Regions from separate parts of the Homo sapiens genome. Here region 2 is linked to region 1. A link is an interaction called in ENCODE POLR2A ChIA-PET data of the cell type or tissue named here. Cell type or tissue: B cell. All regions are shown on one strand. Links, peaks and the distances in the headings refer to the core of each region. The heading gives the core; the rest is flanking DNA.

Evidence for each region. Peaks named below come from ENCODE experiments on the same cell type or tissue, not always from the same donor. Only the 100,000 strongest peaks of a DNase experiment are listed, where the experiment ranks them.
Region 2: POLR2A ChIA-PET joins it to region 1 with 5 read pairs; 2 of 35 experiments call an interaction of 5 or more read pairs at or near these places.

The regions. Positions count from the first base shown.
Region 1 is chr16:2,484,613-2,489,984 of GRCh38, reverse strand. The region is part of intron 1 of TBC1D24 (TBC1 domain family member 24); the gene reads right to left. Among named protein-coding and RNA genes, the nearest start is that of TBC1D24, 12 kb to the right of the region's middle. In B cell, for the core only: a CTCF peak has its summit at 2,639; DNase peaks (open chromatin) are centred at 2,174, 2,704 and 3,501; H3K4me3 peaks cover 982 bases; H3K27ac peaks cover 754 bases.
Region 2 is chr16:2,398,903-2,404,274 of GRCh38, reverse strand. It overlaps the pseudogene ABCA17P. Among named protein-coding and RNA genes, the nearest start is that of CCNF, 28 kb to the left of the region's middle. RefSeq lists an enhancer at 3,171-3,918. In B cell, for the core only: no CTCF peak of the experiment used is centred there; no DNase peak of the experiment used is centred there.

The DNA.
Region 1 (5,372 bases), core at 174-5,173:
TGGCTGCGCTACAGGGCGCAGAGGGCAGCACGGACACACCCACAAGCCCCCGTGGATTATATTCCAAGCGCAGTGGGAAACTGGCAAGGGATGGGCTCTAGTCCCTGTTCTGTTGCGGGATTTACTGAGCCTGTTGATAGAAAGCACTCAGCCCAGCCCGGCCGGCCAGGACCGCTCAGCTGCCTGAGGATGCTCTCATCCTTACAGGGTCCCAGGCCAGGTGCTAGAAAGGTGTTCTAGAATGCCTGGGACATCACGGTCCCAGCGGGTCAACACGCAGCCGGTCCTGCAGAGGGAGGTGCAACTGCACGGGCCAGGGGCAGCTCTCTCACAGGCCACCGTCCCCTCCTAATGCCTCTCTCCACAGCCAAGCTGCCCTCCATACCCAGTGCGGCTTCTTTCTCACCCGGGAAGCCTCTCCAGGGACCTACATGGCCTTTCCTCATAAACGCCACGCCTGTTTGAGAGCTCAAGGTACCTGCAGATCAGAAGCAAATGTTTGTATTCATTTGTTCGCTCGTTTATTTATTTATTTATTATTTATTTATTTTTTGAGACAGAGTCTGGCTCTGTCGCCCAAGCTGGAGTGCAGTGGCGCGATCTCGGCTCCCTGCAAACTCCGCCTACCGGGTTCACACCATTCTCCTGCCTCAGCCTCCCGAGTAGCTGGGACTACAGACGCCCACCACCACGCCCGGCTAATTTTTTTGTATTTTTAGTAGAGATGGGATTTCACCATGTTGGCCAGGCTGATCTCGAACTCCTGACCTCGTGATCCGCCCGCCTCAGCCTCCCAAAGTGCTGGGATTACAGGCGTGAGCCATTGGGCCATGCCTCATTCATTCATTTTGAGACAGGGTCTCACTCTGTTCCTGCTCCAAAGCAAATATTTCTTTCTTGTTTTTTTTTTTTTTTGAGAAGGAGTCTCACTCTGTCACCCAAGCTGGAATACAGTGGCACGATCTCGGCACACTGCAACCTCTGCCTCCCGGGTTCAAGTGATTCTTCTGCCTCAGCCTCCCAAGTAGCTGGGACTACAGGCACGCGCCACCACGCTCAGCTAATTTTTTTTTTTTTTTTGTATTTTTAGTAGAGACGGGGTTTCACCGTGTTAGCCAGGATGGTCTCGATCTCCTGACCTCGTGATCCACCCGCCTCGGCCTCCCAAAGTGCTGGGATTACAGGCGTGAGCCACCGCGCCCGGCCAAATATTTCAAAAAAAAAAAAAAAAAGCAGCCAGGTGCGGTGGCTCACACCTGTAATCCTGGCTAACATGGTGAAACCCCATTTCTACTAAATCCAAAAATTAGCTAGGTGTGGTGGCGGGCGCCTGTAGTCCCACCTACTCAGGAGGCTAAGGCAGGAGAGTAGTGTGAACCCGGGAGGCAGAGCTTCCAGTGAGCCGAGATTGCACCACTGCACACTGCACTCCAGCCTGGCGACAGAGCGAGACTCCATCCCACAAAAAAAAAAAAAAAAAAAAAAAAAAAAGCTATGTGCGAATGAGTAATGAGTATAAGCGATTTCTATTTCCCCAAAATGTTATCTTGATATGTCATCTGACGCATGTGACCACCGTGCCCTCTGGCCACAGGGCACAGTTCTGGCTCTACCACATGTGAGGAGGGGCCCTTTAAATGGCTACAGGCTTGCAGACCCCCACCCCGCCACAGCCCCAGCAGCCTTCCCAGGGAGGGCAGTTCCTGCCAGTTGACCAGTGTTCAGCCAGGAACACCCAACAGCAGCCTATGTCCTCACTCCATGGGAGCTCCAAGAAACCCCCAAATCCGTCCCTGGCAGCAAACCCCCTGAAGGCGCCCACAGGAAGAGGAAGGCGGCCAGGGCTGGGAGGCGGGCCGTCTGTCAAGAGTGTGGCACCCTGAGCTAATTTCTAGCCAGGAGGCAGGTGGGAGGTAGCATGGATGTGGGAGGAAGTAGATCCTCACTGGAGAACGGGGCAGGAGGGGCCCCAGCGGGGCAGCTGGCCCCTTCGCTCCAGCAGACAAGCAGCTCACCCCAGCCTCGGGGCGGAACACAACCCCACAGCTGCTGGCTGCTGTTGCTGCTCCATCTCCCTTCATCCTGGGACAGCGAGGACCTCCGAGAGAGGCTCCAGAGGGTCCCTGAGCACAGGCAGGACCCACGCAGGTCTGGGACTTCAGGGCACTCGGCCACTTCTAGTACCAGGGCCCTCCCACGAGTCCTGGAGACACAGGCCACCCCGGCAAGGCTGCCACTAGTAACACCACCTGCCATCCCCAAACACCAAACTCCAACACCAAACTCCAGCACCAAACTCCAGCACCAAACTCCAGCACCAAACTCCAGCACCAAACTCCAACACCAAACTCCAACACCAAACTCCAGCACAAAACTCCAGCACCAAACTCCAGGCCTGACAGCCTGAGTCACGAGGCCTCTGCACGTCTCGCTTCTTCAGAGGGGAATGTGATTTTCCCAAACAACCGGATTTGAAAACAAACTCTCTTTCATGTACAAAGACAGAACACACATTTAGCCTCATTGATGACATTTTAACACGGCCAACACCAACCCCGACACCGTGCCTCCCTTCCTGGGGACCGCTCCTGTCCCAGGTCACAGCAAACGTGAGGAGGCAGCATACGACCGCGGCTCCCTCGTCCTGCAGTTAGTCACATGACAGACCTCCACTGAGGTGCCGCCTCTGTGCCAGGGAGAGGCGGCTTGAGAGAAGGCTGTCAACCACGGCAGCTGGGGAAGTGCTAGGGGAACCCCACGGGCAGGGCTGTGCCTGCTGCTGTGGAAGGGGCGGAAAGGTGTGGAGGCAGCCTGTGGGTGGGGACGGTGCCCCTCAGATGTGGAGGCAAGAGTGGGCGAAGGCGAGCTGGGCGGCCCTGGCAGTGCTGAGGGGCTGGGATGCGCTAAGAGGCGGGTGTCCCCACACGGGGTAGGAGGAAAGTCTAGGCAGGTGACCCGATCAGATCTGCGTTTACAAAAATCCCCCTGGTGGCCCTGGAGGAGGAAGGGTTGGGACAGAGAAGCCAGGGAGAAAGGAAGGCAGAGTCTAGACCGGGAGGGTGGAGAAGATGAGGGGACCCCCAGAGATGGCTCAGGGTTGGATCCCACAGGACCGTGGCCTGACAGTGGCAGTCAGAGCCCAGGCCACTTGGGGATGCTGGAGGCGGGGGCGAGCGACAAACAGAGAATTCCAGCCCAGGGAAGCTCCACTGTGAAGTTTTCAAAGCCAGTTTCGATACAGATGCTTCTTAGGCAAATGCCAGAGCAGCTCAGGCTGGAGGTAGAGCCCTGGGGATGAGGCCCACAGCACAGAAGGCACTCCCACACACTCCCAGATGCCACCAAGGGGCCAACTGCAGCCCCCTGGGCAAGAGGCAGCCCTGTCCCAACGTAGGTCAGTGTTCGCTAGGACTCCAGGTTGAAGAGCTGGGGTTGCAGGCCTGGGCCCCATCCTGCCCTGGCCTGACCACCACACACATCCTGGCCACAAGAACAGCCCCCGTCCCAGCAGCTGACAAGCTATCAAGGACGCGGGGTTCTGTGTGGCTGGACCTCAGTCACGGGCCACAGAACAGGGCATGGGCGTCAGCTGCCGCTCGTCTCACTTCTTCCCATCTGGTCTGAGCAATCCCTCACCATTTCCTGGGAGTGGGACCGGGAATGAAGAGGAAGAGGAAATGAGGCCGGGCCCCATGGGTGGGGAACGCCAACGCCCGCAGCTAGGGACCACAGGAAGGAGGTGCTGTGGCCCCTGCGGGCTTCACGTGATAGGAGATGCAGGCTCCTCTCAGTGGGCTCCCCTGGCGGGATCCAAAACAATCTCGCTCCCCACGGAAGCCCCTGGACCTTGCCAAGTGCTGCGGGGATACAGAGGAAACCTGGTGGTGGGCTAGGGAGACCGGCAGGCCCCACCCGCTCCTGAGCACCGACCCCACCCGCCAGGCAGGGGAGGGCAGCACAGGCATTCCAGCCCGGGCGCGAGATCCGCAAGATCCAGGGATGAGAGCTTTGTTGCCTGCCAGGGAAGCTCGGAGTGCCCGGAAACCCTGGGGCACAGGCAGCAGCGGGCCAGGTGGGAATGGTAGGGACGGTGTGGGGGTGGCTGAGAGGGCCTGGAAGCGTGTCTGGACTCTTTGGAAAAACTCTCATACCACGTTTTCCTCTGCTCTGACGCCAGCACCGCAATCGGCACAGGATCTGCGACCCAGAAGATGCGGGGGTTTCTCCCGGCAGCAAGCAATCCATTCTGCAGCGGGCGCCCGCAGGGTGTCCTCCAATTCAATCCCGACACCGGGAGACATCTACCTGGAGATAGCTCAGATCCCACAAGCCCCCCACGTCTCCAGACACCAGTCAGAAGTCCAGGCCTCTGGAACTTCTCAGCAACCAACTTCAAGTTGGGGTTCCCACAACCCCTGCTTTGGGTTCAATGAATTTGCTGGAGCAGCTCACAGAACTCAGGGAAACACTTACATTCACTAGTTTATTATAAAGGTTGTTACAAAGGACACAGATGAAGAGACCTTTAGGGTGAGGTACGGGAGAGGGACACGGTGCTGCCCTCCAGGCACTCCCTCCTATTCAGCTGTCCAGAAGCTCTCCAAGTCCTGTCTTCTAGGGTTGACATGGAGCCCTTGTTAAGTAGGCATAACTGATTACCCCACTGGCAATCAACTTGACCTTCCACCTCTGGACCTCTCCCCTCCCCGCGGTTGGGGGTGGGGCTGAAAGTTCTAACCCGCTAATCCTGCCTTGGTCTTTCCAGTGACCAGCGCCACCCGGAAGCTATCAGTCAACACCAGCGCACAGAAAGAGCACCACGGAGATTCTGAGGATTTCAGGAGTTGTATGTCACTAAACAAGGACAAAGACCAAATAGATATTTCACAACATCACAGAGGTGCTGGGAGAGTAGGTGGAGGGAGGCTGGAAGAACACACTAGATGGGGCAGGGACTGGGGCCTAAAAGCAGACCTGGAGCGGGGTGTGGATGGCAGGCATGAGGGGAGAGGTGGCCCCAGCATTCAGCCCCAGGGAGGGGATGACGCCTCCTCCGGCTGGGGGACCTTCCTTGCAAGTCCACGCCAAGTCTGATTTCTTCATGAGGGGCCCAGGCCTCCCACCTACGTGCTGGGAAAGGCCAGGGAACACCTCATCCTGTCCTCCAAGAGTCTGCTGGATGCCTCAGAGACACAAATAAATCCCAGGCAGAGGCCCAAAGTGCAGACACTCCTCCTGCCATATAGCCCCACCGCCCTAGGCCTCAGCCCTGGAACAATGGAGCTGGCACAGTGGACCACGACGGAAGAGAGCCACTGGACTTGTCTGTGCACTCAGGTGTACCCGTTCTTTCTGGAACCTTCTCCTGAGTG
Region 2 (5,372 bases), core at 222-5,221, 86 kb after region 1:
TAAACCAATATGTGCTTTCTTGCATACATTTTGAACAGTTATTTACCCCAGTGTTTGGTTTGATTGGCAGCCCAGTCCGTATTGAGAAGGTCCTCGAATGAAGATGTTTAATTCTGTCAACAGGAATTCTGCTAAGCAGGGCTGGGGATGGATAGAGGGATGTTTGATGTTTGGGACAGCTGTACTGGCATCTGCCAACATACAAACCCTAAACCAAACCAAAAGCAAAAACAAATTCTTAAAATCATGGCAAAGTTCATTTTGTTTGGATTTAAAGAATGAAAGTAATATGATATTTGAAAAAACTAAGTTAGGATAAGAATAATGGGCCAGGCGTGGTGGCTCACTCCTGTAATCCCAGCACTTTGGGAGGCCGAGGCGGGCGGATCACGAGGTCAGGAGATTGAGACCATCCTGGCTAACATGGTGAAACCCTGTCTCTACTAAAAATACAAAAAAATTAGCCAAGCATGGTGGCGGGTGCCAGTAATCCCAGCTACTGAGGAGGCTGAGGCAGGAGAATGGCATGAACCCAGGAGGCGGAGGTTGCAGTGAGCCAAGATTGTGTCACTGCACTCCAGCCTGGGCCACAGAGCAAGACTCCGTCTCAAAAAAAAAAAAAAGGATAAGAATAATGAGGAAAAAAAGCTGCATCTAGATTATATATAGTGGGTAGCAAGTATATACTGGCTATAAACAGGATAGCAAGGTCTTAATAAGTCCTAAGTATTGAGTTAACTAACCAATGGCTTTTCCAAATAACTGAGGCAACACTAGTATGAATAGATTTTGTCATTTTCCCTAAAAGATTCTATATGCAAATTAAAACAAAATGATACATTATTTAATATCTATTTCATAAGCAAAACTGAAAATTATAAAACAGAGTTCTGTTGAGACTCTAGGCCAGGAATTGGTAAACAATGGCCAGTGGGCCATATCCAGCCCAAGAGATTCTGAGTTCAGAATGAACTATGGTTGATTCTGAGCTATATATATGTTATATTTACACTATGTAGGCTTAGCAGCATAATCAAGGATATTATGTAATTATATAATGATCTAACATAACCATAAACATTGAAACACACATATACAAATATATACTTGTGTGTGTATGTGTGTGTGCATGTGTATATATATATATAGTATATACTGGCTACAAACTGTCTAGCAAAGTCTTTTCTTTTTTTTTTGAGACGCAGTCTCGCTCTGTCACCCAGGCTGGAGTGCAGTGGCGTGATCTTGGCTCACTGCAAGCTCTGCCTCCCGGGTTCATGCCATTCTCCTGCCTCAGCCTCCCGAGTAGCTGGGACTACAGGCACCCGCCACCACGCCCGGCTAATTTTATTTTTCTATTTTTTAGTAGAGACAGGGTTTCACCGTGTTAGCCAGGATGGTCTTGATCTCCTGACCTCATGATCTGCCCGTCTTGGCCTCCCAAAGTGCTAGGATTACAGGCATAAGCCACTGCGCCTGGCCGCAAAGTCTTAAATAAGTCCCAAGTATTGAGTTAACTAACCAATATGTGTGCGTAGGTATGTACATACACAAATATATTTAAAGTATTTGTATATATACACACACACACTAATATGTGTATGTAAAGTGTATATATACTATACACACACACTATATATGTGTATAATGTAAAGTATATATGTACTATATAATAAAATGTAATATATATGTAAAATATATATACTAATATGTGTATATATACACGCACATACTATATATATACACATACTACATATGTATATATACACGCACATACTATATATATACACATACTACATATGTATATATACACACACGTGTATATATACATATTATATATACATTTACAGTGTATATATGTAAGTATATATAATCATATATATATATATAAATAGTATATAGTATGTGTGTGTATGCACACACACACACTTAAATAATAGAGCCTGGGTCTTACTTTGTTGCCCAGGCTGGATTTCAGTGGTGATCATGGCTCATGGCCGCCTCAAATTCCTGGGCTCAAGGGATCCTCTTGCCTCAGCCTCCCAAGTAGCTGGGACTGCAGGCATGGGCCACTGTATCTGGCCTGGAACTAGTTATATAATTACTTACATAATATCCTTGATTATGCTGCTAAGCCTACATAGCATAAAATAGTTACTATGTGGTCCTTTTTTTTAGACATAGTCTCACTCTGTTGCCAAGCTGGAATGCAGTGGCCCTATCTCAGCCTACTGCAACTTCTGCCTTCCAGGTTCAAGCAATTCTCCTGCCTCAGCCTCCGGAGTAGCTGGGACTACAGGTGCAGGCCACCACACCCAGCTAATTTTTGTATTTTTAGTAGAGACGGGGTTTCACCATGTTGGCCAGGATGGTCTCGATCTCTTGACCTCGTGATCTGCCCACCTTGGTCTCCCAAAGTGCTAGGATTACGGGCGTGAGCTACCGCGCCCGGCTGTGTGGCCCTTTAAGAAAAAGTCTGCTGACCCCTGCTCTAGGCAAAAAGATGTGTTTGGTTGGCAGCAAAGTGTCAATGTGCCAGGAAACTATTTCTAGTCAAAGGCTTTGGGCCATCATTCTACTAAGAATTTGTCACACCAAAATAACCCAGGAAATTGACTTTTTTCCTTCAGTATGGTTCTGTAAAACATGGTGTATTTGTTATCTAATGCTGTGACACAGATTATCCCAAAAGTTAGTAGCTTAAAACAACAGTAAAAGTTATTATCTCACACAGTTTCTGGGGGTCTAGAATTTGAGAGTGGCTTAGCTAGGTGTTTCTATATTAAGATTTCTCATGAGGCTGCGGTTAAGCTATTAGCCAGGGCTGCAGTCCCTTGAAGGCTTGACTGGGGCTGGGGCATCTACCTCCATGAGCAGAAAGTTCAGAGAGTTTCCTATATACACATCTCCCACCCTCATTTCCCTATTTTTTTTTTTTCTTTTTTAGACGGAGTCTCTCTCTGTTGCCAGGCTGGAGTGCAATGGTGCAATTTTGGCTCACTGCAACCTCCGCCTCCTGGGTTCAAGCGATTCTCCTGCCTCAGCCTCCTGAGTAGCTAGGATTACACGCGTGAGACACCACGCCCAGCTAATTTTTGTATTTTTAATAGAGACAGGGTTTCACCATGTTGGCCAGGATGGTCTCAATTTCTTGACCTCAGGTGATCTGCCCGCCTCGGCCTCCCAAAATGCTGTTATTACAGGTGTGAGCCACAGTGCCCAGCCCCATTTCCCTGTTTTTAACATCTTGCATTAGGGTGGTACATCGTTACAAATGAAACAGCATTTCCATCAGGTTCTTTTTTTTTTTTTTTTAAGAAATTGATAAGTTTATTTTAAAATTTACATGATAATGTCAAGGATCTACAATACCCAAAACAATCTTCAACAAACAGAATAGGGTCTCAGTTTTCCCATCTGTAAAATGTAGGGGTTGAGCTCTCGCTCTCGCTCTCGCTCTCCCTCTCCCTCTCCCTCTCCCTCCTCCTCCCCCTCCCCACGGTCTCCCTCTCCCTCTCTTTCCAGGGTCTCCCTCTCATGCCGAGCCGAAGCTGGACTGTACTGCTGCCATCTCGGCTCACTGCAACCTCCCTGCCTGGTTCTCCTGCCTCAGCCTGCCGAGTGCCTGCGATTGCAGGCGCGCGCCGCCATGCCTGACGGGTTTTCGTATTTTTTTGGTGGAGACGGGGTTTCGCTGTGTTGGCCGGGCTGGTCTCCAGCTCCTAACCGGGAGTGATCCGCCAGCCTCGGCCTCCCGAGGTGCCGGGATTGCAGACGGAGTCTGGTTCACTCAGTGCTCAGTGGTGCCCAGGCTGGAGTGCAGTGGCGTGATCTCAGCTCGCTACAATCTCCACCTCCCAGCCGCCTGCCTTGGCCCCCCAAAGTGCCGAGATTGCAGCCTCTGCCCGGCCGCCACCCCGTCTGGGAAGTGAGGAGCGTCTCCGCCTGGCCGCCCATCATCTGGGATGTGAGGAGCCCCTCTGCCTGGCTGCCCAGTCTGGAAAGTGAGGAGCGTCTCTGCCCAGCCGCCATCCCATCTAGGAAGTGAGGAGCGCCTCTTCCCGGCCGCCATCCCATCTAGGAAGTGAGGAGCGTCTCTGCCCGGCCGCCCATTGTCTGAGATGTGGGGAGCACCTCTGCCCTGCCACCTCGTCCGGGATGTGAGGAGCATCTCTGCCCGGCCGCCCCGTCTGAGAAGTGAGGAGACCCTCTGCCTGGCAACCGCCCCGTCCGAGAAGTGAGGAGCCCCTCCGCCCAGCAGCCACCCCGTCTGGGAAGTGAGGAGTGTCTCCGCCCGGCAGCCACCTCGTCCGGGAGGGAGGTGGGGGGGTCAGCCCCCCGCCCGGCCAGCCGCCCCGTCCGGGAGGTGAGGGGCGCCTCTGCCCGGCTGGCCCTACTGGGAAGTGAGGAGCCCCTCTGCCCGGCCACCACCCCGTCTGGGAGATGTACCCAAGAGCTCATTGAGAACGGGCCATGATGACAATGGCGGTTTTGTGGAATAGAAAGGCGGGAAAGGTGGGGAAAAGATTGAGAAATCGGATGGTTGCCGTGTCTGTGTAGAAAGAGGTAGACATGGGAGACTTTTCATTTTGTTCTGTACTAAGAAAAATTCTTCTGCCTTGGGATCCTGTTGATCTGTGACCTTACCCCCAACCCTGTGCTCGCTGAAACATGTGCTGTGTCCACTCAGGGTTGAATGGATTAAGGGCGGTGCAAGATGTGCTTTGTTAAACAGATGCTTGAAGGCAGCATGCTCCTTAAGAGTCATCACCACTCCCTAATCTCAAGTACCCAGGGACACAAACACTGCGGAAGGCCGCAGGGTCCTCTGCCTAGGAAAACCAGAGACCTTTGTTCACTTGTTTATCTGCTGACCTTCCCTCCACTATTGTCCTGTGACCCTGCCAAATCCCCCTCTGCGAGAAACACCCAAGAATGATCAATAAAAAAAAAAAAAAAAGAAAAAACAGAATAAAGCTGGGAGAACAATATACTACCTGACTTTAAGATATACTGCAAAGCTACAGCAATCTCAACAATGCAGTACTAGCACAGGACAGACAAACAGATCAATGAAACAGAAGAGGGAATGTAGAGACATACAGTCAACTGATTTTTGGTTAAGGCATCTGAACAACTCAATGTGGAAAAAAAAGTCTTTTCAACAAATAGTCTGTCCCATCTGGATACTTATGTGAAAGAAAATGAGCCTCAACCCCTGTGATATATCATTATCACGAGGCAGTGGTATCATTATATCACACGGGTCAATAAAATATGTTTTCGTTCATAGTTCCTGGCCCGTAACTCGTGTAGCTGTTATTTCTCCCCAAGGCAGTCCACAGAAACTAAAAATATAATCTTCCTGCATC